Linked DNA regions of Mus musculus: all the other regions are linked to region 2. Evidence: chromatin loops called from intact Hi-C (ENCODE). Cell type or tissue: heart. All regions are shown on one strand. Each heading gives the region's core, and the rest is flanking DNA. Links, peaks and the distances in the headings are about the cores only. Region 1 overlaps Fyn (Fyn proto-oncogene). Region 2 holds the start of Gm31562 (a long non-coding RNA gene). Region 3 overlaps Fyn (Fyn proto-oncogene).

What was found. Hi-C counts contacts between places; a loop is a spot of excess contacts. Peaks named below come from ENCODE experiments on the same cell type or tissue, not always from the same donor. Only the 100,000 strongest peaks of a DNase experiment are listed, where the experiment ranks them.
Region 1: a loop joins it to region 2, with 3 times the contacts of the local background. A loop is called at or near these places in 9 of 42 quality-filtered maps.
Region 3: it touches region 2 in a loop (2.2-fold over the local background); 5 of 42 quality-filtered maps call a loop at or near these places.

The regions. Positions count from the first base shown.
Region 1 is chr10:39,445,859-39,455,743 of GRCm38, reverse strand. Fyn (Fyn proto-oncogene) reads right to left here. Exons shown (of 14, transcript NM_001122893.1): 3 at 609-678. Among named protein-coding and RNA genes, the nearest start is that of Fyn, 81 kb to the right of the region's middle. In heart, for the core only: no CTCF peak of the experiment used is centred there; DNase peaks (open chromatin) are centred at 4,443, 5,154 and 6,293; H3K27ac peaks cover 1,779 bases.
Region 2 is chr10:39,235,433-39,245,317 of GRCm38, reverse strand. Gm31562 (a long non-coding RNA gene) reads right to left here and starts at 507. Exons shown (of 5, transcript XR_871584.3): 1 at 69-507. In heart, for the core only: a CTCF peak has its summit at 5,292 (motif pointing left); DNase peaks (open chromatin) are centred at 5,347 and 7,557; H3K4me3 peaks cover 627 bases; H3K27ac peaks cover 1,440 bases.
Region 3 is chr10:39,458,326-39,468,210 of GRCm38, reverse strand. The region is part of intron 3 of Fyn (Fyn proto-oncogene); the gene reads right to left. Among named protein-coding and RNA genes, the nearest start is that of Fyn, 93 kb to the right of the region's middle. In heart, for the core only: a CTCF peak has its summit at 5,164; a DNase peak (open chromatin) is centred at 5,300.

The DNA of each region.
Region 1 (9,885 bases), core at 3,235-8,234, 210 kb before region 2:
GCTCACTAAAGGCCTCCGTTTACAGAAGAGCTCGAGACTCTGAGGGTTATTGTAAAGCAACAATGAGTACAGAGATTTAACCTAGGTCCCCTGACTACAGCCTGCCCTCCACACCACCAGCTGTCAGGACAGTTCTCTGCCTCCCAAGCTTCTGCTCCAGCCTGGGGCAGCTTCCAGGAAGAGTTGCTGCTTACTTTTTTTTTTTTTTTTTTCACTTCCCATTCTTCAAGCAGGTAGCTTCTCTCTCTGTCAACATGCAGGCCGTTTGGACTCCTGGCTTTGGAAACACTATCCCTCTCGCCTGTGCATTTGTTGCTCCTGTTACACAGCTGGCTTAGAGCATGAACTAAATTGACAATGGTGACCTGGGCCCTTATTTTGAGCTTCCCCAGATCTAGACTTTTATAAAATCCCATATCACTTAATAACGTTAGTTTTAACAAGAAAAATGGCATATTGTCAGAAAACACCAATTTAGTGACACATTTACTTAAAAACGTTCATTTGAGGTTTAGAGCAGGTTTGAAAGATACCTGGGCAGTGCAGGGCACCTCTCGGTGGCACCATTTTACACTAAATGTGTTAGAAATAAATGGAACAACACTTACCCAAATTTCCACCAACTATCACAAACTTTATATACACCACATGTCTTCGAAACCAGCGGTCGGACTGACTCTGAAAAAACAATGCAGATAGACTCCTTATTTACAATCTGTTTCAATGTGCCCAGGGCTTGCTCTCTTTGTTCCTCTTCACCTACCGATCGATCGATTGGGGCACCCATCCATGCAGCAAACTCCCCACCACCTGTTCCTTTGCTTTGTTTGCCCAGAAAAATGAAACCAATTTATGAATTATCTTAGCGTACACTAATAAGAAAAAAATACAAACCTGTGAGCAGTTGAATCAGTGAGAAACTATGCTTACAAATCCGAGAATCTCCAATCCTTTAAAGCGACCGAAAGCAAGAGAACAATGGACAATACCTAAGATTAAACTCCTCACCTTTCCCCCTGGGCTAATTCCTCTCCTCTTTATCATAGCTCTTCCTTCTGCCTAGTTCTGGGAGGTCGAAGGCTACTTTTCTCTCTCCTCTTCAGTAAATCTTATTTTCTTGTCTGTAACATAGGACCTGTGTTAGGCACTTTCCAGGGTCATCATTACTGTATTAACTCAGTCACACACGGGACACGGGGAGGCTGAGAACAGCAGCAGCTACTAGGAGCTGAGCACACATAAGCTTTGCCCATCTCGCTCCTCACTGCCCCATCTAACATGGCTTCTCACCTCTCCTGCACACCAGGCCCCAGACCTACTGCTGAGCTGTACCCAGGCTGGGATTTCTCTCCTGACATTCTATCTGGTCTGCGTCATGCCTTGCTTACAGAAAACCCATGCCCGGCCTTCACTGCCTCCCTCCCACCCCCTCCACTCACTCTCCTGGCTCTGCAAAGCATTTTCCCCGAACACCTTTTTCAGGGACTCTTCTTGTTACCCACACGTTTCCGCATGAGATAATGTCAGCCTGGGCTCATGCCTGTCCAGGCTTTATTTCTGCATGTTCTCAAGCAGGTGGGGCCTTGACAAGTGCCTTCCCAGGCTCTTCCCATCCCATCCATAACAGTAGAAGGCCCCAGGTATTTTCTTAGGCAGGAGCTCTTTGCCCTTCTGGACTATCTAGGCCAGTCTATAGCGTTTCTCAGAATTCTAAATGAAATTTTTGTTGGTGTTACTGTTAGTTCAATTTTTTTTTTCTTTTTTTAAGACAGGGTTTCTCTGTGTAGCCCTGGCTGTCCTGGAACTCAGAAGTCCGCCTGCCTCTGCCTCCCAAGTGCTGGAATTAAAGGTGTGCACCAATTTTTTAAAGAATAATATCTTTAAGTACTTCAAATTAACATGTGAAATTCACAGTTTAAAAGGAGGAAACTGCATCCATATTCAGTTATCAAAATATTTAACAGCTACATAGTGAGACTGTGTCTCAAATAAATAAATAGATAGATAAATTTGAGATTGATTTCCTTCGATAGTTCAATGATTTTCTGCAAAAATCTAAAGTAAATGCCATTTTTAGGAATCCTTAAATGAAGTCGTATTTTAGGATGTCCTTAATTGTAACATAACATAAAAACATTTATGAATCTACTCATATTCTATTCTATACAGAGCTAAATCTATTACATAATAAAGGAAATGCCCCAGTAAAGGAAAATGGAGAGTAGATTCCTGCCTGCTAGACTGGGGCCCTGACCCGTTAACTCCAGCCATGGCCCCAGTCCTTGCAGCCAAGAGTACCAGATTCAGGCCTCTCCTCACTCTCGTTATCTCATCATCTTCCATTGTTTCATTGATCTTCCTAGTTTGGGAGAGTCACATTATTTCTACCTCTTTATTCCTGGTTTACTAATACCCTCCCCTATCACCGGCACAGTAAGGGAAGCAGTCATCAATACTATCTGAATCAATCAGTGATTAAGTACACTGATTGTACAAGCTTGGCTAATATTAATATTAGCTCATCTCTTTGGCAGCATATGAGGTCCTAAAAGTGTAGATGGACATCTCAACATTCTATATTTAGATTATAAATGACCGAAGTTAGGCAACAAAATGTTCTCTTCTTTTTAGAGAGTGGATCTTCATGTGTGCTGATGACTGACAGGGCTCTGGGAACAGGCCAGCTGTTCAAGTATTTACTGACAAGTAACACCCTGGATGCCTACATGGGCATACGTGATAAGTATGGCCCCTGCGTCTCTAGAGCATCAAGTCCAGCAACCTCCCTTAGCTGGTCCAGAGCAGCCAGGAATCTCTCCATCTCCCAGGGTCGTGCATAGTATAGAATGGTGAACCATGTTGGCCAGGCCAGTTAGCAGCACTTGGAAACTAGACCAAGATCCAACTTCCTGTCAATCAAGCAGACCTGACCCTGTGGTGCTGCGGCAGGTCGACTGAAGAACTAGCCCCAGGAGTGATGTCTCTGCATATGAAACCAGAGGTGACAACTTCAGGTAGGTCAACTTAGTATCTGGCTACATCTTTTATTCCAAGCTCTGCGGCATCTATGATGAATCAGGGTCATGGTAGACAGGGTTTGTCCATATCCTTTTTATCCAAGCAGCTTTGTCAAGGGGTGACCGGGTATCTTTTGCCAAAAGCAAACAAAAAACAGGATAGCTATCCCTTTTCAAAGTGAAGAAAGCCTAATGATTTCCTCCAATGAGCATCAGTAACCAGGGCACAGTGACCAACTGTTTGGGCAGAAATTTACCACTGGCAGCATTTTCCACATCTAACATCATGTCAAGTGACTCTCAGGCCATGTGGCAGTGTGTTCTTCCTCTCCAGTAACTCCCAAGGCTGAGCTATTTATCTACTGTAGGAACGAGCGCTGGACCTAGCACATAACTCTTTTATACTACAGCACATTTATCGCCATCTCATTAGGATTTGGATATATGCTTTTAGTTACCAGTAGAAACAACTAACGCATAACAAAGAGTGGTTTGTCTTCTGCATCTTTGTGCAGTCGTGAAGGAGTAATGCTGATTTTGTGGGCACTCCCACACAACAGTGCATAGCCCCCTTTGTACTCTCTGTTTCTAGGGAACACCAAGGCTGTGCATGACATCTGAACACACTATGAACAGGGATGGTTCTCATCAATGCAGGGTTATGCTCAATTTCTTCTTCCTAAGGGAGCCCTCGCATACACTTCCCCAGCCACCGTGCCTTAAGAGCAGGGCAACAGTCCCTGAAGGGGAGCCATCAGGATGGTTTAGGGCTTTGCAGGACACTAGCCCACTGACAGGACCTTTCACAGGAGTTGTCAAACCAAGCTTTCCCAGGTGACTGCTGTGAATACTCTGTGTATACTCAGGGTGGAGACCCCCAGACTCTTGCCAGTGACCGAGTCAACAATAAACTTACAGGTCAACATAAGCCAACGAGACAGAAGAGTTTACTTACTGGGAGCTTCCTGCTCTTCTGGGAGGATCTCTTTTGTCCGGTGTGTGTGTGTGTGTGTGTGTGTGTGTGTGTGTTTGTGTGTGTGTGTGTGTGTGTGTGTGTGTGTGTGTGTGTGTGTGAGTGATATGCCTGGGACGTTCACAGCTCTGCTGCTGTAGCCTGGGGATGCATGCTGCTGGTCCTGGAGCTAGGGAGAGCACAGGGAAGCAAGCTCAGTGTAGATGAGCCCAGCACCTCTGAGTTCCCATGCACTCCTCACTGCTTAGGTCTCCGTGAGTGGAGGAGCTCTCAATCCTGAGTAAGGTTATAAATGAGAGAGAGTGGCAAGGCCCTGGTCACGCCCCTTTCTGAGGAGTCCAACTCTGCAGAGCTTCATTCTGTTCAGGGAACTGACCCAGCAGTGCCCTGGTTACGGTGACCGTCTCGTGTCTGCATTTCCAGAAGCTTCCAACTCAGCTGGACTCAATCTGCTAGCGGATATGCTGAGCACTTCCCAAATTATCTTAACCAGAGTGGCCACTGGTTGCCTTCCTGAGAAGTCACATGGATGTCATTTCCTGTAAAGACAATAGGAGACTAACTGCTCAGCCCCAGCCTCCAATAGGGAAGGTATGTAATTACTGAAGGGTAAATAAGGAAGAGCTTGGGGCTTCTGGATCTGCTCCAATTACTTGTGGGATCCGGTAGGTGGGTGGGTGGGTGGGTGGGTGGGTGGGTGGGTGGGTGGGCTCCCTGGTCTGGAAAAGATCTGAGGGCTGTATCCTCTGCAGGCATTTATACCCTTTCACATGTTGCTGGGTCTCAGTAAAGACCCAGATTTCTGAGGAAAGCAAGCAGACTGGCCATTACACAGAGCCACATGTGGCTTCAGTGTCATTTTGATTCCCATGTAGGAGTTGTGTATAGTTGTGGAGGTCGGGAGTGTCCCACAGACAACTCTGGTGTTTCCTTGCTTGTCAGCCCCATTGGGGAGAGGCCTATGCTGGGATTTACCTGATTCTGTGTCTGTTGTGGTGGCCTGCTGAGAACGAGTCTTCTGTCAGGCAGTGAGACGCTGCTATCTGCCTCCCTCACAGCTTCTGCCGCAGCTGCCCACCTCTCAGACCCTTTCTGCTTTCCCTTCCCTGCCCGCTTCCCTACTTCCAATTTCCCCAGTCCCAGCAGCATCCTGTGCCATCAATTCAAGCTGCCCTGCTGCCATTCTGGCTTGCGCCTCATCCGCTACCTTCAGCTGGAAGGCAGGACCTCTCCTTGGTCACTGCTGTGTCCCAGTGCTTGTGCAGATCCTGGCATGGGACTAAGAGAGTGTCTCACGGGAGCTCCTGCTACTTCCTGTCTCTGGCTTCTCTCCCGCCTTACTGTATATATGAATATTTAGGGCACAGGCTGCTTAGGTCCCAACTACAACCTGTCATCTGGGAAGGATTTATAGCCTAGACCCATACTTCAAAAGTGAGAAATGTTTTACTGTGGCTAAGAAGCTTGTGAGAGGCCTTCTAAGCAGAGGGCAGCAGAGATGGGCATTTTAGCCAGGCTGCTAACCCAGCGCTTTGGCTGCTATGTCAACACTCGTGCACACACGCACAACAGTCTCTCCAGGGAGCCTACTATGCAGTGAGCACTCAAAAATATTTGTTGACTGGCTGAATAAATGACTGGGTCTCAATGAACGTTGCAAGGGGTTGATCAGTTTGTCATATAGTGGAATGCTCTCCAAAAATACCGACAAGGAATGGGGGTTACGAAGCTGCCAGCCAGAAACCAGACTCTGTCCCACACGGTCACTGAGTCACGTCCATCCCGGACTGTTGAATCAATGACACTATTAGAAAGTCCATGACTACCAGGTATGATGACACACACCTGTAATCTCAAAACCTGGGAGGCTAAGGCAGGAGGATTACAAGATGATGCCAGCTTGGGCTACACATTGCTAGACCCTGTCTCAAGATAAAACAAAATCAGTGAATAAAAAACAAAACAAAACAAAACAAAAAACCAACCCAAGTACCTATTATTTATAAGGTTGAACACAAGCAAAGAATAAGGTCTGAGAGAGGTGGTGAGCCCTTCCCTGCCTTCTCCACTCCCCTGTGGCTACTGCTGTCATGTGTAGAGCTGGCATCTTTTGAGCACAGTAACAAGAGATTTAAAACTCAGCCCCAACTCCACCTCCTCAGCACAATATTCTCTGAAGACCTATAGCCAAATGGTCCAAAGATGAGAGCTCTGAGTGGTCCACTGACACACTGAACAAGCACCATACAAACAAAGCTTCACCCACCGCCAGAGCCAGGACGGTTTGCTAGTGAACCATACCCACTCTGAGTGACTGCAGACTTCCCTCCTCCTTTTGGGTGGAGTCGGGGGCTGACTAACAGGGTACTCTGGGAAGGCCTCACTGACCTATGGGCTAGCCCCGCCTGCCAATTCTGCTTTCCCTCCAGAAAGCTATATGGCCTCAAGCAAGGCTGTGGTTTTATGATTTGCTGGAGTAGAAGCAAACAGCAAAGGGAGGAGGGGGAGGAAGGGGAGGAAGGGGAGGAAGGGGAAGAGGAAGATGAAGATGAGGAAGACAGAGTGGAGAACAGCATAGGAGGTACTAGGCCAGCAGGAAGGAAGTACTGACCAAACACAGACTAAGGGAATGTCAAAGTCAAACTTCAAAAGCTGGCTGCTCCTTTTATTTTGAGCACTAGGAAGACACTGCAGAGGCTCACTTGTGTGCAAGGAAAGCACGGGCAGGGCAGAGGTTCACTGTGTGCAAGGCATCCCAGAACCAGCCAAGAGTTCATTCTTGGCTCCTAAGAGGCTAAGTGTAGATTCCTGAGATTGTGGCTCTGAAATTAGATTGGGGGCTCATGGGCACTGAGGCATGGACTGTAGGCAAATGGGTAGCTGAGCCTAGGGGGTGCAATTGCCACCACCAAAGCAACGTCCCAGCAATACCATTACCAACATAAGTTCATATCTTTATTATTACTACAATGAAACCTATAAATCAAGGGTACCCCACTCATTTGGGATTGTCACTAGAACAGTGAGTTGACTGTCTAGTGTGGGGTTGACTCTGAGCCTCTAACTCATTAAGATGAACTCATTAGGATTAGTGCCATAATCCTATCTTTCTGCCCAGTTGTGAAATCACCTCAGGCAGCAGATAGAGTGAGAAAACAAAGCAAATACTGTTTTTTATAGCAAACATGAATTGTTTCTGAGTTGCCCATTTATGTAAGGCTGTTTCTAGGACCTGCAATCTAGTCTGGATTAGAAACACTGCATTGCTGTGATGCCCACCTCCCACCCCGGCTCCCAGTCTAACCCGAGGGCTCCAGGCAAGGCTGGGGAAATGCACTTCTGTGTAATTTTACTTCTAGCCCAGAAGGCAGGTTAACAGTGAATCACACAAACCTGAGATGTAGGCCTTGACTGCATCAAGCTTGAGAATGGACAAGATTGCTAAAGAGTGTCTTAGCATTTAAAAATTAGTTTTTAGTACCAGAACCCAGAGTGTTTCTCACATACCCAGTGTACACACACACACACACACACTAACACACACACACACACACCTTTATATAGAGTCGCATGGTCAAATTTACTCATACACACTCATAAATACACACAAACATGCACACTCACATACATGCGCACACAACACACACACATTCAGCTTAACATGTACACACATACTTGTATGTATAGGCACTCATAAATGCACACCCATGCTCACACGTACACTTCTAAGGCTTATACTAACTTGTCATTATGAGGCAGAAGTGCAGCAGGCCAGGTTTCTTTAGATCCCATCTGCCAGGCCCAGCGTGCTAAGGGCACTGACAATTAGGGCTCTGCTTCCTCCTTGAGCCAGTACCCAAGTCTTAGCCTTGAATCTCAGAGCCCAGGTTAAGGTTCTTAGTTACAGCACTGATGAGCCAACATCTTGTCAAATTTATCCAGAACCTGTTTTTACCACCCCTGAGGACACAGTGTTTTAAACCAACACACCTCCCATAAAACAGGATTTCTCTGGTGTTCATTTTATTTGCCCAGCTCTGGTCTGGAGTCAGGGAGACTGATTTAAGTGCAGTTAAGCTTAGTAAACTTGGAGAAAATCCTTAATGACTGAATACAAAGAAGAAAATGCCCTTCTCTCCCTTGTGCTGTTAACAAACCTCCATCAAAAGACAGCCCATTCCCAGCACCAGGAGATGGCTCTGTGGCTCAGGAGCTCGCTGCTCAACCCCGGACTGAAGGACTGTGGTACATGGACTTGTAGACATCAATTCTCTCACAAATTCAATCTTTAATTTTAAATAAAAAGATAACTAGTGCCCCCCCCCGAAAGTAATCAGTAAATAGAAATTATCAGGAAATGTAAAGGACAAAAAGCAAGAAAAAGTCTGAAAAAGCAAACAAGGCTTTATCAGATATGGATATTCTCTATAAAAACCATGGTACAGGAGAGCCAGACCAATAGAACACAACAGTCCAAGACAGACAGACACCGAGTCAATGTAGGCATGACTGAATGTCAGCACATAGTTCCGAGTTCACCGAAGGAATTAAGTTGAATTGTACCTTCCCAAAAGATATGCTGAAGTCCTGACCTACAAGGACTTCACAAAGTGGCCTTAATTGGAAATTACATCTACACCTCCCTTGTAGATATAGAGACGAAGTTACGTAGAGTAACAGTGAGAGCTGGAGCCAGCGGGATTTATTTATTTATTTATTTTACCTAAAACAAGAAGAGACACAAGGAGACCCCAGAGAAGATGATCACGTGCTAAGGAAGAAAGACAAGGACCAGAGCAATGCAGCTGGAAACCAAGAACTGCCTGTCCCCAGCAGCCAGCAGAGGACTCTCCCTGCCAAGCCTGAGCGCTGGCTCTGGCCTCCAGAGGACATGTCTGAGAGGATCCATTTCTGTTGCTCAGGCCATAGGTCTGGTTGTCCCTGTTACAACAGTCCCAGGAAGGGAGTACACATAACATCAGTATCTTGAAGAAGACTGTATGAAAATTAGTTCTAGGGGCTAGAGAGATGGCTCAGCAGTTAAGAGCCCTGACTGCTCTAAAGAGGTCCTGAGTTCAATTCCCAGCAACCACATGGTGGCTTACAACTATCTGTAATAGGATCTGATGCCCTCTCCTGGTGTGTGTGAAGACAGTGACAGTGTACTCATATACCTAAAATAAATAATTAAGTCTCTAAAAGAAAAAGAAAATTAGTTCTAGATGAATGGCAGAATTAAGAAAAAAAATCAAAAAAAGGGGTTTCAGAAAACAACACCTTCACATTTTTCAACAGGCAAAGTTTTAAACCAGAACACACAAAAAACATACTGGGCAAAAAGGAAAATATCATAATTTGAATTATAGTGAAATTAAGAATCCCTTTATGAAATGACATCATCAGAATCAGAAGACGAGGAAGAGGTAGTAATAGTGCAGCTATCTGACAGCTAAGTCTACACATCGCTGAAGAAAACCCAAGGAAACGGGCAAAGAGTTGAGAAGGAAAACATGGGAAACAGCCAACACACTTCAAATATTTTAGTTTAACCATAAAAGGAAAGCAAATTAAGATCACGACAGCAACAGGCCCTGCTCAGACCGGCTGATGTAACCAGGACAGGCACAAGGAAAGGCCGGTGAGGAAATAGTGTTTGTTCACAGGCAGTCTTCTTGTTCACTGCAGGTGCGCATGCTCAGAGAGTGAACAGACACATCTCAGGACTTTGACCCCCAGGAGTACATACGTCCTGCAGAATACTGCATTTGCTTGCCCACTGAGGGCACTAGCAATAGTTTCACACTGGGGACAACGTAAAAGTCCTTCTGTGGTACAGCTGAATGAGTTCTGACATACAACGTGGGTCATACGGCCGCGGGAATGGATGATCTCCAG
Region 2 (9,885 bases), core at 2,665-7,664:
CCTGGGGCACTCCAGACATGAGCAACATTGTGCAGGCAGCAGGGACGACTTCATGAACGAACTCTTACCTTGGGTCCCATTTGCTTGTCTCTGTAACCTTCAAGCATGCTCATACATGCTTTTGCTGAAAGGACCAGCATCAGAGATCCCATGACCTTAAGAATCAAGTGGCTCTGTCTTCATTTCAGACCACTGAGCAGCTAGAGAAAGGCGGTTATCAAGCAGGTTCAGGTTGAGCAGAATGCCTGTGCAGTTGGGATGGAAAAGAGCCAGGGGAAAGAGGCTGCTGTCTTCCCCATACACCCAGACTCTCAGGCCTCCAGGATCCTCCTGTGGTAGGTAGGTCAGTAGGTCACAGGCTGATATCTAACCTGGGATGGGGGAGGGAAGAAAAGGGAAACAGGAGGATTTGGAGGATTGGCAGAGTGAAAATCTGCACAGAGCACTTCAGCTCACCTTTGTTTTTCCCAAGAGATCCCTGAGCCTGCTCAGTCACGCTATACATTCTGTGAGTGAGACAGCTTACTCTGTTTTTCTTTTTTTTATTTTTAAATTTTTTTATTCCTTAATCTTTTTATACAGTCCAGCCCTAATTCCCCTCCCAGTCTGCCCTCTGACTGTTCCTCATCCTATACCTCCTTCTCTGTCTCCAAAAGGTTGTCACCACTCCCCCACCTCCACCCCGTCAGACCTCCCCACTCCCTGGGGCCTCAAGTCCTCAGGGTTAGGTGCATCCTCTCTCACTGAGGCCAGACCAGGCAGTCCTCTGCTGTATATGTGTTGGTGGCCTCATATCAGCTGGTGTATGCTGTCTGGTTGGTGGCCCAGTGTCTGAACAGTTTCTAAGGACAAGGGAAATCTGCATTGTAGGGGTGCAGGGCTCTGAGAGGTATGGAGGTGTTGAGGGAAGGAGAGGGGGTCCTGTAGAGTTTGGCACATTTCAGAAGATGTCAGGTCTGACAGAATGTCATACGAGGCTCTGAGGAGGTAGCATGGCATTCGGCATGTGTGTGTGCCGGCAGCTCACAAGTGAGGGTGGGTATAGACAACCCTGCCTACAGACTCCTTCGGTGCTCCACAAACCTCGCACATTTGCATTAAGTGCTCTGGAGAACTTAACCTGTGTGATGAGAACATCTGGCCGGCATTGACCTTCATGCCTAAAAAAAATAAGTATTTCATAGTAAAAAGTATCTAGGGTAAGAAACATTAAGAACAAAACAGAAAAAAACATCAGTGGTCTGAACTCTCTCTATAAGGTGAACAGCCCCGTTTGCATGGGGACAGGGAGGGGAACTGTGCTCAGTTGCAGCTGCTGAGAAACTTACAAGCAGACAGGTCAGGTTTTAGGTCTGGAGACTGACACCCCACCCCCAACCCCAGTGATGTGCAGTTGAGTGGTTAAAAGTTCTGAGACCCTGTGAGAACTGGAAATTCTTGGTTCTCAGCTGTCAGATGGAGAAAAGGGAAAGCAAGCAGGAGGAAGCTGTTCCCACTGAAGATCGATAGAGAGGTGAACGCATTCCGGTGGCGTGAGTGTGGGCGGAACAGCAGAGGGACTTAGATGGAGAGCTGGAGATGGGATTCTGTGGAGAGCTGTCCCAGATGCCACCAGGATTCCCCTCCCCTATCTGAAGGTGACTGTCAGCACCTTCATAACCTCACCACAATCAATATACATTTGTTTAACAAACAGATTTAGAATAGAAAATATTTATGTGAAAAGTTATCAGCAGGCACAATAGTAGTGCATGCCTATAATTCCAGCACTCAGGAAGAGCATTAAAAGTTCAAAGCTGGGCTGGAGAGATGGCTCAGCGGTTAAGAGCACCGACTGCTCTTCCAGAGGTCCAGAGTTCAAATCCCAGCAACCACATGGTAGCTCACAACCATCTGCAATGAGATCTGACACCCTCCTCTGGTGTGTCTGAAGATAGTACAGTGTACTTACATATAATAATTAAATAAATCTTAAAAAAGAAAAGTTCAAAGCTATCTTAGTCTACCTAGAGTTCAAGGCTAGCCTGGGCTAAAAACAGAGTTACTGAACACCTAGGCTAGGATTAGACCTTGTCCAAAACCAAAACAAAACACCAGCAAAATATGAGTATTTACTGAACTACTATTAATAAAGAGGACTATGAAGAGGTAGATAAAAGGGCAAACTATAATCACTTTTGATAAACTAATAAACTCATCCAGGGTTAAAAATACAAATATACAGAGAAGCATAACCCATAATTTACTCACATCTGGATGGATGCACACATTAAATTTGTCCCCTTTTTCCTTTTCTGGTGTCACAGGTTTTGCTGCTGCCAATACACCTGTAAGAACATGCTGTTGAACCTTCACTCATACCTACAGGCTAAATTAGAGCGCTGGCTGACTGAGCTAATAGGTGCACATATAAAAGTCATTGTAGGTTATACCTGCCCTTTGCAGAGGGGCACAGAACAGTTTTATACACGAGTCGGTCTTTACGTTATGATAGCAACGTGATCGCAGATGAGGTTGGAGAGGAATCTGCCCTGGTGAAGAACTGAATAGTCACCCATGCAGAGCCAGCCGAAAGTTACAAGAGAAGATGCTAAGAGTGGAAAGACCTGGGTCATATCCTGGCCTCAGCCTGGCTGCATCACGTGAGACAGAGAGACACCACTGTGGAGCTAGATTGGGATACAGCAGCTACCCTGAATGACAACCTTCCAAGTGCTATTGTGGGTTTGCATGTGTGGGCTGTGGAGGCCTTTCTTCCCAAGAATTGCTGTTTAAAATGCAGAAACTCATCTGCTCTGCTTCAATCATGGGAAGTAGCCGTGAGACCTGGTTCTGGCCTGTTCTTCCCAAGGTACTTGTGAGGGACAAAGTTGGGAGATTCGCATGTGTACCACCCTGCCTCTGCGTGGGGAGTTCATCACCCATTCTTGTAGCATTGGCAACGGTGGAAACTGGTTGGAGCCAGTTAGTTCGGGTCATTGATTATGCCATCAGGAAAGGCTTCGGGCACAGGGGAAAGACAGGAGGAAGCCTAAGGAAGAGAAGCCATCAGAACATCGGAGGTTGTGAAGCTGTCTGCTGCTTGAGGTGGCTCAAGTAGAGAACCCTCAACCAGCTTAGGCCAGATGCTGCACAAGAGATGAGTTCAAATATCAGGAAACCAAACAGGAAACTCTGCTTGAATCATCAGTCAGCAGACTGTATGGAGAGGGACCGCACGACTTAGTTAGACAAGGTGACTCTGAAGAGTATAAGGCGGTGAGCAGAAGTCATATGAGTGAAATCTAAGATTCAGATGTAATTCCAAGGTTGTACAAAGTTGACAGGAATGGGTTTTGTTGCTCAACAAAGGACAGGTTAACACTGAACATGACCCTCGGCTCCAGGCTCCATGAGAGAAAGCCCTATTGACTCACCAGTCAGTTAGGCAGGTGCTCTATTTCTGAGCAGCTGTTAAAAACCTTCGGCTTACGTGTCCCTGTAGCTCATTTATCCACTTATTTCTGTGACACCTGCTACCATGGGGGCTGGGAGGCAGCATAGGTGTACGTCTTGGCAGGCACAGAATAATCTGAGCTCCATTCAGTCAGAATGCTATCTGGCATCAGGGAGGTTGCCTGTACTCTGAGGGGCTTTGTGCCAGTGTCAAGAGATGTCTCCCTGTGAGACAAGGCCTGGAGTCACAGGTTTCTACTTAAGTTGGTTTCTCTCACATACACAGGACCTCACAAGAGGGTGCAAACAGGCCATCCTGAGCCTTGAATGCTAGAGAACACCACACTGAAGAAAGCCTGGGCCTCATTGTCTCAGGATAGTCTAAATGATGGTTCTCAGCCCGGGGGGTCAAACAACACTTTCACCGGGGTCACCGAAGACCATCAGAAAACACAAATATTTACATTACAATGCATAAAAGTAGCAAAATTATAGTTGTGAAGTAGTGACAAAAATAATCTTTCAGTTGGGGGTCACCGCAGCATGAGTACTAAAGGGTCCCACATTAGGGAGGTTGAGAGCCACTGGTCTAGAAGCAGCCCCCTTGCTCACCCGAGCCTTCGGAACTGGCTTTCACAGGCCATTGACACCAATGTGATGCCAATACAGGCATCCAAGTGGTTTGGAAGCCATCCCACTTGTATTCCGAGAGGACATTAACACAGCACTGCAGTCTTAAGTGGAGAGAAAGATGGAGTGTGGTCCAGAGAGCTCTGGGCTCAGACCAGTGGTGCTGTTTCAAAGCTCTTCTAGGAGCTGCACACTTGGCCATCCTTCCTTCTGCCTGTCTTGTGCGTGTTGCTCAGGTCCATTCCGGTTTTGAGGGGCAGCGGGAAAATAGTCCCTGACTGCTCCCTATATCCAGTCTCTCCCCTGTCCAGGCCAACTTGAGTAGAAATAAAATTTAAAAATATAAAGTGCCTACTACAATGCTATGCAAAGTGCTATGCACTTACTTAATTCTTGTGTAATTTTATAAAGATAGATAACTTCATTTTTAAAATGTTCATTAGTTTTTTTGGACATGTTTTGATTTTATTTACCTCACTTGCCCAACTTTTCTCTGGTCCATTCTCTTTTCCGTCCACCCAACTTTGTGCGTGTTTTGTCTTGTTTTGTTTTTGTTTCTTAAAAATCTCTGATAACCAATTTGTGCTGCCCAAATATGCTTGCACATGTGGCCTTCTACTGGAGAGTGGTCAGCTTCTCAGGGCCTACTCGGATAGACTAGGAGGCAGCCGGGCAGTGCCCTGGTACATTGATAACAGCTTTGACTACACTCTCGTTCTTCACCTTCAGAGCTCTAACCATTGAGAGAAGCTGCAGGTACTAAGGGTCTTTACTGCTGCTGTCTCCTCGTGTTTCTTGGTTATTTTATACTCTGGGTATAGCCCAGCAGAGAAAGAAATAAGCCCCAGTGGTGTGGGGTAGTAGTGGCGATCAACAAACATATAGTTAGTATTTCAGCTTGGCTTCTACTCGGGTCTGATTGTTTGATGGTCGTCTGGGAAGAAATGATACAATAGGGCAGTGGGGGAGGCATTGGAACCCGTTGAAAAGTCAAACTGTGCGGGGGTGGGGGGTGTTGAAAACATTCTTTGATGATTTGCTGTATCTTCTTTTGACTTCTGTGATGAAAAGCAATGTCCTTGCAGGCAGCACGAACCTACCCTGGGGAGTGAGGGAGCTGATTTTCTTTCACTGAAGTCTGCAGATTGCTTTGCAGTGAAGACCACGCGGCTCGGGCTTCCCCGCCCAACGGGGGAGCCGGGTTTGATTGTAACGAACAGCGACCTCTAGTGGGTATCTTAGAATTTGCATTTGGCAAAGACTACACAATGAAATGGGAATCCTGATCGAATTCCAAAGGAACAAAGGAGGCACTTTCCCATTGTTTTCCCTGGTAGAGAAGTCCGGGATCCAGGTCTGAAGAGTTCTCCTCATCTGCACCACTCACTCTTGGAGGTGATACTCGACACATTGCCTCCCCTGCCCCTTCCTTCAAACCTGTCACTGGCTTTGATTTTTAAAGGCTCTCCTGCTTGGCTCAAAGATATCATAGTCATCAACTTCTCTTAGTGTGATTGTGCATGTGTATATGTGCGTGAATGTGCGCGTGGGTGTGTGCGTGTGGGGGATATGAATCATCATGGCACTGGAAGATAGAAGATCAGGGCCATCCCAGAGAGCTATTGGGAAGGCTATTCTCCATAGGGGAATAGAGTGCCTGTTCACCCTAGTTCATTATGGCTTCTTCCTTGGGCTGCCATCCCTTTTCCCATATGAGGCTGTATGTTGCCTTTGAAAACAAAATCCTCTCCGTGACCCTACCTCTTCCACATAACAGCAGGTGGCTAGTGTAGGTTTCTTCCTGTTCTATAGCTCTGATCTCAGCCTCACCCACACCTAATATTCCAGGGTCTGCTCTCCAGGCCGAGTTAGCTCTGTCGATGGTATTCATTCCCAAGGAAAAATGGGGGCAGAGAGTGACCTCTGACTTTGTCAGGAGCTGGGAGAATTCTACTGGAGAAAGGCTGAAATCACAGCTCCTGGCCTGTGACCTCACAGATTTGTGATGGGAACAGGAGTCTGAGGTCTGGGGCATGAGAGCATAGATAATAGAATAAATTTAGAGACGTTTAAAGCCAACACAGTCTTGATATGTGGATGCTGTGATCACTGGGCTGGGGCTTGAAACAGCCTTTTAAACTAAGTTTCAAAATGGAGGTGCTGTGTGCCTTCCTGTAGCTTTAAGCTGTGTGTGACAAACTTCCTGTCCCCTGGGCTTTCCTCATACTTTGAACAAGGCTTAGGCATTTGCTCAAAGCCATGGCTCTCAGGGACAACCAGCCCATACCACCACTGCTCACACAAGCTCACGGCGTGATGAAAAGTTACCTGTCAGAAATAAAACATACATTACATGGATACTTTACTCCTTCCTATTCGGCAGCGACTGTTGTTCTGACAAAGACTCGATTCTTGGCTCAACTCCAGGCTGGCTCCTCCGGGCTCTCTTCTTGACAAGCCCTCAACCTTGACCTACAAAGACTTGGACAAACACTAACACAGTTTCTAAAGTTCAAAAGCTGCACCCCCCATGAACGGCCCCAGGCTTCCCAAACAAGCTGACTAGAACATTCAAAGCTATTAAAAGAACTTAATGCTTGTCGCAGTCGGTACCTGAAGACAGGACCCCTGCATCTCCATCGTTGTGGGAAGAAAGAGCCAAGTGGCAGTAAATATCGAGTAGACCAGGCTCCTCTTATAAGACTATTTTAAAAAGCAAATGGACCTGTGTCCAATCCCAAGCACACACATAAACTCTAAAGCAGGCCTGGCAACATACACCTATATGAGATTCATCACTGGGGGCAGGAAGGCTGGAAGAATGACATCATGAGAACTGAGACAGGGGGATGCCTATGTTCAATGAGAGACCCTGTCTCTAAAACCAAGGTGGTAAACAATTGAAAAGGACCCCCAATATGCCCAACTTTGGCTCCCACACATGCATATACACACATATGTGTATATATCAGAATACATGCATACACAAGCAATATTAAAACATAATTTTATAGTTTTTGAATAATTTTATAATGGCTTTCATTATAGATGATAGATTATGAAAATCTCTTATCTACTTTGTCTCTGTTTTCCTTCCCGCTGATCCCCATCCATTCTCCCTTTAAAATTCCTAGTCTCCTCTGCAGATTGAGGCTGAAGTCAGCTCAGGCTATAGTCTTTCACCTATCTATAGTCAATCAATTACCAATGTATATCTTCACCACTCTAATGGCAAGCTTTGTTTGTCTCTGACAGTCCATTCAGTGGATGATGGGCACTGGAGTCACTGCTTGTACATATTTGCCATGAGATATAGTACTGGATGGGATTAGAGGTGAGGAGGACACATCTGCCCCAACACCGGGAGTAACTGGGACCAGCAGAACCCAGACATCCAGGAACTCAGCCCAACCAGTGGCATGGGTTCCTTCTGGTCTGAGCCAGTGCCCTGAGCAGACCTTGGCTGCAAACTCCAAAGCCAGTTACACTGGCTCCACACCCAGGCACTCTAACACGCCCAGGATCACAAGGTTAACAGGATTCCAGGAGCTTGGTCACACCAGGATCTCAGAGTCCCAGGAGTTCTGACACAACCAGGATCACAGGAAGGACAGGCTCCAGTCAGATATAGTGAAGGCACGTAGCACTCGTGATAATCAGATGGTGGGAGACAAGTGTAAGAACATAAGCAACAGAAACTAAGGTTACTTGGCATCATCAGAACACAATTCTCCCACCATAGCAAGTCCTGGAAACACCATCACACCAGAAAAGCAAGATTTGGATTTAAAATCACTTTTCATGATGGTGATTGAGGACTTTAAGAAGGTCATAAATAACTAACTCCCTTAAAGAAATTCAGGAGAACACAGGTAAACAGGTAGAAGCCCTTAAAGAGGAAACACAAAAATCCCTTAAAGAATTACAGGAAAACACAATCAAACAGGCAAAGGAAATGAACAAAACCATCCAAGATCTAAAAATGAGAATAGAAACAATAAAGAAATAACAAAGGGAGACAACCCTGGAGTTAGAAAATCTCGGAAAGAGATCAGGAGTCATAAATGCAAGCATCACCAACAAAATACACGAGATAGAAGAGAGAATCTCAGGTGCAGAAGATACCATAGAAAACATTGACACAACAGTCAAATAAAATGCAAAAAGCAAAAAGCTCCTAACCCAAAACATCCAGGAAATCCAGGACACAATAAGAAGACCAAACCTAAGGATAGTAGGTACAAAAAAGAGCAAAGATTCCCAACTTAAAGGGCCAGTAAATATCTTCAACAAAATTATAGAAGAATACTTCCCTAAACATTATGAGATGCCCATGAACATACAAGAAGCCTACAGAACTCCAAATAGACTGGACCAGAAAAGAAATTCCTCCTGCTACATAATAATCAAAACACCAAATGCACTAAACAAAAAAGGTTATTAAAAGCAGTAAGGGAAAAAGGTCAAGTAACATATAAAGGCAGACCTATCAGAATTACACCAGACTTCTCAACAGAGTCTATGAAAGCCAGAAGATCCTGGGCAGATGTCATATAGACCTCAGAGAACACAAATGCCAGCCCAGGCTATTTTACCCAGCAAAACTCTCAATTATCATAGATGGAGAAATCAAAATATTCCCTGACAAAACCAAATTTACACAATCTCTTTCCACAAATCTAGTCCTACAAAGGATAATAGATGGAAAACATCAAGACAAGGAGGGAAACTATACCCTAGAAAAAGCAAGAAAGTAATCTTTAAACAAACCCAAAAGAATATAGCTACACAAACATAATTCCACCTCTAGCAACAAAGATAACATGAAGTAAAAATCACTTTTCCTTAATATCTCTTAACATCAATAGACTCAATCCTAATAAAAAGACATAGACTGACAGACTGGATATGTAAACAGTACCCAGCATTTTGCTGCATACAGGAAACGCACCTCGGTGACAAAGACAGACACTACCTCAGAGTAAAAGATTGGAAAACAATTTTACAAACAAATGGTCCCCCAAGAAACAAGGTGGAGTAGACATTCTAATATTGAATAAAATCAACTTTCAACCAAAAGTTATCAAAAAGGATAACGAAGGACACTTCATACTGGTCAAAGTAGAAATCTACCAAGATGAACTCTCAGTTCTGAACATCTATGCTCCAAATGCAAGGGTACCCACAGTCATTTAAAAAACTTTACTAAAGCTCAAAGCACACATCACTCCCCACACAATAATAATGTGAGACTTCAACACTCCATTCTCAGCAATGGACAGATCATGGAACCAGAAACTAACCGAAGACACAGTGAAACTAACAGAAGTTATGAACCAAATGGATCTAACAGATATTTATAGAACATTTCATCCTAAAGCAAAAGAATATACCTTCTTCTCAGCACCCCATGGTACCTTCTCCAGAATCGACCATATAACTGGTCACAAAACAGGCCTCAACAGATACAAGAAGATTGAAATAATCCCATGTACCCTATCAGATCACCATGGACTAAGGCTGGTCTTAAATACCAACAAAAACAACGGAAGACATACATACACATGGAAGCTGAACAACACACTACTCAATGATAACTTGGTTAAGGAAGAAATAAAGAAAGAAATTAAAGGCTTTTTAGAATTTAATGAAATTGAGGACACATCATATCAAAACTTATGGGACATCAATGGTAAGATGAAAACTCATAGCTCTGAGTGCCTCCAAAAAGAAACTGGAGAGAGCTTACAGTAACAGCTTGGGGGCACACCTGAAAGCTCTAGAACAAAAGGAAGCAAATTCACTGAAGAGGAGTAGACG
Region 3 (9,885 bases), core at 2,779-7,778, 220 kb before region 2:
AAGGCCAGCCTGGGATACGTAGTGAGACAAACTAATAACAATAATTAAAAAAAAAAGCCTAAGAAGTAATTCCAAAACAAGAAATCAGAGAAGGTGTGCACACACAGAACAGGCCATGTGAGGAAGCAGGGAGGCTCTTGGCATCGACAAGCCAAGGCCTTCAAGAAACTCCCTTTCTGGAACACTGACCTCAGACTTGTAGCATCCAGCCGTGGGGAATCTGCTTCTGCTGCTCAGCTCCCCTTGGCCCTCAGTCTCAGGCCTTTCGTTACGGCTCCCTGAGCTGATATACCAAAGGTGACCTGGATGGAAACAAGCACCCGGAAGTGACCTGTATCTGTTTCTCTGATGTGCTAAGGGTTCGAGACCACATTACACTGTTCTTTCACAAAAAGGAAACAGCGTGGGACATGGAGAAGAATGCTCAGCTTGAGGGATCATGAGGAAGGGGTCATCTCAAATAAGCTTTCCATTAAAAAGAATTGAGTGTGGTGTGTGCTGGGAACTAAACCTGGGTCCTCTGCTAGAGCAAACAGTGATCTGAACTGCTCAGCCATCTTTCCAGGCCCGCAGAAAGACTCCTGAGAGGGGGAAAGAGTTCCTGAAGCCTGGGGAGGGTGCAGAGTTGGTGTGGGTTTGCTGCTAGACTGCACATGAAGTGTAACAGCTGGATGTGGTGGGAGGCAGCTGGACAGAAACCATAGAGGCTCTAATGTCGCTTCAGCCTTTCTAGGCCAGGGCACAGGGCCAAGCGGACTGGGAAAGGTCTGAGGGAGAAAACGTGGAGACTGACACAGGATGACGAGGGAAGGCAAAGAGAGTGACGCTTGTCAGCACATTGTCTGAGGTGCATAGAGGGGAGGTGTAAGAATCCACAGCTAGTAATGCAACTCTGCTTCAAACACATGCCTAGGACCGATGCCTGTCCATTGTTCTGTTTAAAGTCCCAAACCAGGCTGCAGACGTGGCTCAGCTGTGAGGAGCACTGGCTGCTCTTTCAGAGGACCTGAGTTCAATTCCAGGTAACCATATGATGGCTCATGACCATCTATATGGGATCTGATGCCCTCTTCTGCCAAGCAGGTACACATATAGATATAGCACTCATATACATAAAATAGATGAATAAATAATTCTTTTGACAAGTTGTGATGGCACAGGCTTTTAATCTCAGCATTCGGGAGGCAGAGGCAGGTAGATCTTCATCAGTTTGGGGCCAGCCTGGTCTAGGGAGAATTTCCAGGACTGTCAGGGCTACACAGAGAAACCCTGTTTCAGAAAACAAAAACAAAAACAAAACAAACAAAAAAAGCAAGCTAGCTCCTGGTTGTCACCCCCACCCCACAGAATGAAGATAGGAAATTAGTATTGCTTTTAGATTTGAGAAATAGAGAAATTAACCATAAGGCTTCTAGGCCACAGGCCACCTCAGAAATCAGCCTTTTAAACACAGCAGTTGTGACTGGACTGGCTCTTGATGTCCTTCTCCACTAGAGCACAACCTAGGGTCAAGGTGAAATGTCCCTGTCATGCCCTGTGGCAGAGTCTCAACCTGTGTGCGTCTCAACCCCACAAGGTTGCACATCAGATAGTCATATGACAATTCATTAACAGCAGCATCATTTCAGCTATCAAGTAGCAATAAAATAATTTTATGGTTGGGGGGTCACCACAACACAAGGAACTGTATTAGAGGGTCACAGTATTAGGAAGGTTGCGAACCACTGCTCTATAGAATCAAAGAACCAACAAGGGTAATTTGGACAGACAGCTACAGAAATGTATAGAAGAGTGGTGGATGGGAGGGGTACTGACCACACCGACTGTATTTTCAGTGCAGGCTCAGCATGTGCTCATCTTCTGCTATAGTAACAGAATGGGTCACTTACGGAGCAGAGAGGTTTGTTTGAGCTCACAGTTCTGCCTGGCTTCTGTGGAGAGTGATCCCAGGGAGAGAGAGGGAGCAAGAGGTAGCAGAAGGAGCAGAACCTGCTGCAGCAGGCCTCTTCTAAGAATGAACCACGAGAGAAGCAGCAGGCCTTCTGGGCGACAGATCAGCCCTCACACACCCTCCTCTGGGCACAGGACAGCACCTTTCACTGCATCTTGTGAGGAAAACCTGATTTATACCATGAGCTTCCAGTACCCATGCAAGTACAACGCTGCCGTCTGTGATCAATGAATGACAGACACAATAACATTTTATCTTTTTGCCCATGGCTTTTCTAAAGCCTAAAGATATATGGAGATGAAAATCAGGTTAGCAATAACAATTAACGCTCCTAAGGTAAAATGGTGGCGTGCTCTTCACCTTCTGGTGCCTTAGCAGCCCGGCTCTAGGGTTTCTCTGTGAATACTTCCTGATGGTACCAATGTGTGTAGGTGTGTGTGTGGTGTGTGTGAGTGTGCGCTTGTGTATAAATGTGGGTGTGTATTTGTGTGTGTGGTGTGTGAGTGTGGGTATGTACTTGTGTGTGGTGTGTGAGTGTGTGCTTGTATGTGTGTACATGTGGGTGTATATTTGTGTGTGGTGTGTGAGTGTGTGCTTGTGTGTATATTTGTGTATACTGTGAGTGTGTAAATGTGGGTGCATATTTGTGTATGCTGTGTGAGTATGTAAATGTGGGAGTATATTTGTGTGTGTGTGTAAATGTGGATGTGTATTTGTGTGTGTGTGTAAATGTGGGTGTGTATTTGTGTGTGTGGTGAGTGAGTGTGTGTCTGTGTTTGTGCATCTCCTGCTCCCACTCTGCTTTCCAGGTACATTCCTATCACAAGTTTCCTCACACACAGTGATTACAGGATATTATTTTTATCCATTAAATAAATCTCTCTGTACCATGTGATTTCCCAGGGCAGTACCAACCATACACTCTATCAGCAGCCTCCAGGGGATTTGATAGATAAAATATCTTCCATGGTGGCAGATGTTAAAAGCTTGAAAAATGTTGAAGTTGTTTATATGCACAGAGTTTAGGACAAGTCTGTCAAGGTACAGGCTGCCCACAGCTCAATTCTCCCTAAGAGTGATGGATGCAACTGGGTCCATGTGAGTGGTTCTTACACTCTTCTTAACTGGACCCAGTTCCCAGGACACCGACTGGGCACTGAGACATCTGCTATCCCCCTAGAGAGATTCAGAGACAGGCTCCAGGTCAAGGGCCACTTGAGTCAGATTTATCTGCCCAAAGCCTTCGCCATGTCCTTTCCCATTCCTCCTTCCTCAGCTAACCACTGGGATAGCAAGCAAAAGAGAAACATTTTTACTCAAGAGATAAACTAAACCTGGGAACCAAGAGACACTTGTCTAGAGTCAATGACAGTCTCTGGCTACTTGGGACAAATACAGCCACTAAAAAGACATTGTGAGATGAACAAGAGCTAGCCACCCAAGGAAATAAAGATGGGGTTAAGCCAGGACTAAGAAGAGTGTTGTGCCCGTGAGCACTGCTTTAGGGAAGGGCGGGTAAGGAGAAGGCCTTCCTTCCCATTGCTCTGATTCCACATCACCTCACACTACAGCAGTCTGAAGGGCAGGCTGCAGGCACTCTGGGAAGAGGAAAAGCCACATCAAGTTACAACCTCAAGGACACACCACTGAGGGAATCAGGAGAACCCATGCACAGCTCAGGACAGCAGCTGGGGTGGGTGCCACTCTTCCTTCAGCTGCTGCATGACCTCAGAAAATGCACTGCAGGTATATCCAATGTGTCACCGAGAGTGGTGGACGATATGGGTCTGGGCCCCAGGTAAGAACATGAGACAATCTTTTCCCTACGAAACTTAGGTTTTACAAATCAGTCTGTGTGGGGGTGATCACCATAGATTCAAGGTTTCTTAGTCCCAGTCTTTTGCCAGCCTCCTCTCCACACCGTGATTATGGTCTAATAGGTCACACAATGGAGTCAACAAAGAGCTGCATTTGACAGAAACAGAAGCTGACCTTTCTACTGCTTTAATATACAGTGGTATAGTATATAAAAACTGATTCAAAAGGAAAAGCTGGGGAGATGGCTTACTGAGACCTAAGTCAGGATCCCCCACGACCATACAAAAGCTGGGTACCATGACACACGTCTGTAACCCCAAAGCTGGGAAGTGTGACAAAGAGCCATTGGGCTTCCCAGGCTTGCTAGCCTAAGTAATGAGCAGGGAGAGACTCTATCTCAAAAGGTGAGGCGGAGAGAACAGAGAATAGCATCAATGCCAACCCTGGGCCTCCACATTTATACATGAAGAGTGCACCCCCACATACACGCATGCAATACATACAACACATACACACATACAATGACACAGAGTAGCAACAAAAGAGGGACATAAAACTGGGTGTGGTAGAGATGTCTGTAACCCATTACTCCACAGGCTGAGATTATAGGTTAAATCTCCCAATACCATCCCATCAAAGGAAGCATTTGTGACATTTAAGAATATGCAATACCTGGGGGTGGGGGAATGGGAGACTTTTGGGATAGCATTGGAAATGTAAATGAACAAAATACCTAATTAAAAAAAGAATATGCAATACCTATGTGTTCTATGTGTTCTCTGAGAAATTACTAGATAATAAATATTTAAGAATCTATTGATTAAGAAGGAATGAATTATCACATCAACTTGGTCTTGAAAAAAAAATGACATCAAGCACTTCTAAGAAAAAGAATCGTGTAAAGTCCCATGGAGAAAGCAGAGCTATGCTCTAGCACGCGCCAGCATTTCCAGGCTGTGGCCTCCCTGGCTGCCAGGTCAGAGGCAAACTGCTGAACGGGCAGTTATGGTCTCACGAAGCATCTCCCTGTAATTAGGGTGCCAGGGGAAATGGCACAAGGAGGAGAGAAGAATGTGGCCTCAGATTCGGGGGAGGTGAGAGCACTGATTAGGTTTCTCTGGGGAGATTTAAGTGAAAGACCAAGCTACTGTGACCTCGGCCTGCTATGGGGCCCAGGAATGCAGCCAGGAGTCACCATGAACACACCTGAAAGGTGACTCCTTCAAAGTGAGAGAAAGACACAAAGTGAGAGAAAGACACAGAGTTCCAAAGGTGTAGTCTAAAGGTTTCATGGCACACAACATTTTGGGTATACATTGGGTTAGAGAAGACATGTTACAAGCACCAAGTTTACTGGTGTTGAGACAATGATTCAGTCTGCACTAGTGAGTTCAAGCCAGTGGAGGGAGCATGGCGGCTGGAAGGCTCAGGTGGTTTGAGTAAACACTGTAAGCCAGGAGGTGACCTGCCAGGGAACATGTTCTGGTTGCTACTGGAGAGCAGGCAATTTTCCCTTCAGGAAGCAGGAGAAGTAATGCCAAGAGATTCAAGATGATCAAGTGTAACTGGCAGGGAGCTGCGGCTCTGCGCCTAGAGTGGTTAATCTGTTAACCGGGAGAAGGGTGGAGTTCTCACACACGAAGGAAGGTGACGGAAGCTCTCAGTCTGCACTGCTGCTGCTGCCCTCCAAACCAGCGCAACTCTAGAGAAAGCAGGCTGGACCTCACGAGTGCTGTCCGCAGCCAGGCCCCTCCTGGAAGCTGTTTCTGTGCTCACTCTGCTTTAGTTCTTCCTGAGTACAGGCTACAGAGTTCCCTATGCTGTGTACACACTGATACACACGGAAGACAAGTGAGCACAAAATGGGCAAATACAGGACAGCTTGAAAAGGAAAATCCTATGATACTCAGAGGGAAGTGCCATTTAAAGGAGACATAAGAAATATCTACTTCTGTGCTTTTAATCAACTAATCAGAACTCTAAGGCTTTGATTTAAGGAAATCCAATGCCTTGGAGTATTAAATAATCCAGTTAAATAATGCTTTTGTAGCCTGTAAATCACGGCAGTGATACAGTTTTACTGCAGGATAACAGTTCCTTAGGCAGAGAAGAACCTGTGAGGAGCAAACACTCAAAGGACAAAGGAGCATCCAGTTCCTAAACACGGCCCCGCCATCAGGCCGCCTCAGCCAGCAGCAGTGCTGGGCCCAACTTCACACCAACAGCCGACTGCTGATGAATACCTAAGTCAGGACAGGGCACGCCCAGACCCAGACTTCCAGCTGCTCATCTGAACTCTAACACCATCTGCTCCTTTCAAAAGTGAGGGTCTTGCATCTCCCCAGCAGTTTGGGGACCTTCCCAGACTGGCAGCATCTGCAGCCTGAGGCAGGTACTGCACAATGGGAAACAGCCAGTGGAGATCTTGGGCATGGAGCCATGATGGAGAGAAGTGGCTTGATGTGAGCCCCACTTCACTGGCTGTGTGACCTTTGCAAGTTACATCAGTCATCTGAAGTGTGTAAGAAACAAGCAAAAGAAATCCTACATGCAAGGAGGCCATGAGACACTAGGTTATAAGAAGCGCTCTGCAGAAGTTACCCCTTTTGATCCCTAAAGGCAAGAGAGAAAATGTGTAGTACAATCTGCTATTACAATAAAATCTAGCTGACTACCACAAAAATCAAACATATGAAGATGTGTATCATATGGTACAGAGAATTCAAGACAAGAGAGAGCAAAAACTATCAGGTAGTCTTCCAAAAATAACTAGGATCCAGGCAAAGCTCATGCAGACACCAGACACAACCAGACGAGAGAAGGTTTCGTCACAGCCCCAAGGAAGGAAAACAAGCTGACATTACCTGCCCTGTGGTGTGGCATCATATTAGACACAAGGCATCGCTTACGATGCATTCTTCCTGAAAACAGTTTAATCTCTATTTTCACAGATTCATACTTAGAACCAGAACACAGAGATGCTTTTCTAGATGTCGCAGAACACACACACACACACACACACACACACACACACACACGCACGCGCACGCGCACACACTTACCCCTTTATATGTAACTGAAAGAGAATAAAGCAGACATATTACACATAGAACAAACGGTAACTTTAAGTAAACTGAGAGGTGTCTGTGTCATTGCTTACTCTCCTGACCAGTAGTTTTGACATTTTTCAAAAATACAAAGTTTGGGTGCTGGAGAGATGGCCCAGCAGTTAAGAGCATGCATTGCTCTTCCAGAGGACCTGGGTTCTGTCCCTGGCACCCACATCAATTGGTTCACAACCACTTGTAACTTGAGCTGCTCCAGGGCATCCTACATCTCTGTACACCTGCACTTAGGTAACATAAACCCCATACAGTCACAGAAAAATACACAGTTAAATAAAGTAAAAATAAAATAAAATATTAAAAGTTAGTGAAGGAAGGCAGAAAGAAAATAAAACAACTACTACTGCCACCTCCAAACACAGAAGGTAGTGGTGGTGAGCAGGTACCATCCCACCGGAGCATCTGTGTGGACATCTTCCCTCCATACACTCTCTTCAGTATTTCACTTTACTGCTTTAACGAATCTGGTGCATACTCATTCAAGCTGGCTTGCCATTGTTTCAGCTTCTTTGCTGGCTGACACCCAAACTGAACTTTACACAGATCTCTGTCAGCAGGCTGTGTTAATCCTCCAGGCAGGATGAAGCCTCAGGGCAAATCTACAACTCAGGATGGGACACCCATCAGAGATGCTGATATCTCTATTAGAATGAGTTCTTAAAGTTTTATTTTTTTTTAATTCTCTCTGTGTGTGTGTGTGTGTGTGTGTGTGTGTGTCTGTTTGTCTGTCTATTCTTGGAGGCTGGGGCTGCAGCTGGTTGTCAGCTCACCAAGAAGGATGTTAGTAACAGAACTTGGGGCCTCAGGAAGAGCAAAGAAACATTTAACCACTGAGCCATCTTTCTAACCCTATCAGGATGGTTTCCGGTTGGTAAGATTTGATAAAAGTCTATGGCCAGAGCATCTTACCGGACTCATCTTTCTCTCAAAGAGAAGGGTCTCATTTTCCTGTGCTGGGCAGGTACAGGGGACTGATTAGCCACTCCATGGCGTGTCAGCGAACCTGTTCCAGGAACAGCACGCTGTGCTGAGTTCTGGTGCATAGCGCAACATCACCCCATCTGCAGAACAGCCGCCTGAACCCCATGTCTAGAGTTCCCAGTGAAGCAGCAGTGAGGACTTAGATGCCTTCAACCCAATCATGAGTGTGCAACTGGCTCCACTTGTGTTCATTGCTCACCTAGCCCTGCCTCTCAGCATGGTGCTATAGGTGCTGTGGCAGCAGAGCCTTGTCTTTCACAGGCTCTGAAGGCTAACTGGCATCCCCACGCCACTCCCTATCAACAATGCCTCTAATTCTTCCGAGGACAACAAACACTCCCACACATTACAAATGCCCTGCCTTACACAGGCAAATTCAGGAGCCTCCGACTTTGCCTGGTGACTTGACTCCATCATCTAAGAACTAGCTTGGGAGGATCAAATGCATTGCAACCCTTTATAAACTTTGGAGGAGCAGCCCGAGTGACATCTGGATACGCAGCCTCCCCAGCACAGCTGAGACAGGGCTGGCCACTTGTGTCCCGGTCTTTTCTAACATACATGACAGCTTCTGACTCTGAAAATACTTCCCCTAAGTCAGTGAGCAGTTGGGGCTTCTACACGTCGCTACAGATTAAAGCCACACTGTGGCGTGAGTGCTGGAGTGAGGGCAGATGGCAAAGCCATGGGCAGGTCCTGGAGCAGCTTCACGGAAACTGGTTCAGGATGCAGCCAAAACTGTCCTGGAGAGAAAATGGCACCTGTCTTGTGAGCAAGTGATAAAAAGATGGCCATGGTGGCCTCGGCTATCAGGATTACACAACAAGGCAGAAGATGGCCCGCCCCTCCCGTATACAGGCTGGGCTTCAAACTTTAGACATCTCCTTACACATCTGAAAGGGAACCTTGGAGGCTGTGCCAGACCACCACACACAACAGTCTCTTGAAGTGTAAGCTGCGAGCCAAAGCTGAGGCGGGGCAGGGATTCTCCGTTCCGTGCCTCCAACCTTCTACAGAGCCTCTTAGCAGGACATATCCACCGAGAGACAAGCTGGCCCTGGTCCCTTTCCAGAAACTCCTCTGATAAAAGGCTGCCCCCACCCTCCTCAGGGTTCATGCTTGCTCTCCTCTGGCCTTCATGACTCAGGATGTAAGTGAAGCGCCTCTGTCCTCAGGACTGGTCAGTGCTTGGGGCTGCAGAGCTTTGTCTGCATGTCTCTGCTTCTCCACACCATTTAAATGACAAGCTGATTTCCTTATGCAATGTGGTTTCTCCCTTTATCAATCATTTTTAATTAGGCCTGGAAAATGCTGACTGGGCAGAAATACCCAGCTTCTCCTTTAAGGCTGGGAACCTTCTGTACAGGCAGAGCAATGAGGCCACGAAAGGCTGTGGACAGGAGGCGGAGCTCATCAGAGTCATGTGTCTAGAAGAAGAGAGAAAGCAGATGCTCACTGCAGATCACAGGCCACCAGGGCAGGACAATGATGTTCTGGTGTGACCCATGGCAGGGGTCTGGACCTGAAGCCATACAGACACTTGTCCCATGTAAAGCACAGTGTCTTTTACAGCCTCTCTCAACCATTTATCTTGGACACTTCTGTACACTGCTCCAAGATCTCTTCATCTTAAAGACAAGAACTGACAACAAAGAGTCCCCACATCCCTGGGCCTGGCCATCTGAAGCAAGGCTTTCTTGTCTGCCTTTGTTGAACACATTTCCACCTCATTCATGAGAGAGCAAAAAATACAAGAAAGGAATCAAGGATCATAAAGGCGAAAGAACATCACAGCAGAGCTTTCGTAAGAACATATTTATGTCCTCAGCATATGCCACGCCCTTTCTGGCCTGGAAGCTGGGTGAGTGTAACCTAAAATACACCACACAAAAAGCACAGTTACCCTCCCAAAATAGGCCCATAATTAAGTAAAGTCTTTTCAAGAGAATTGTTCTGCATCACAGTTTGACATATGTTGCTTTAATCTCCCAGCTTCAGCAAATGCAGCCA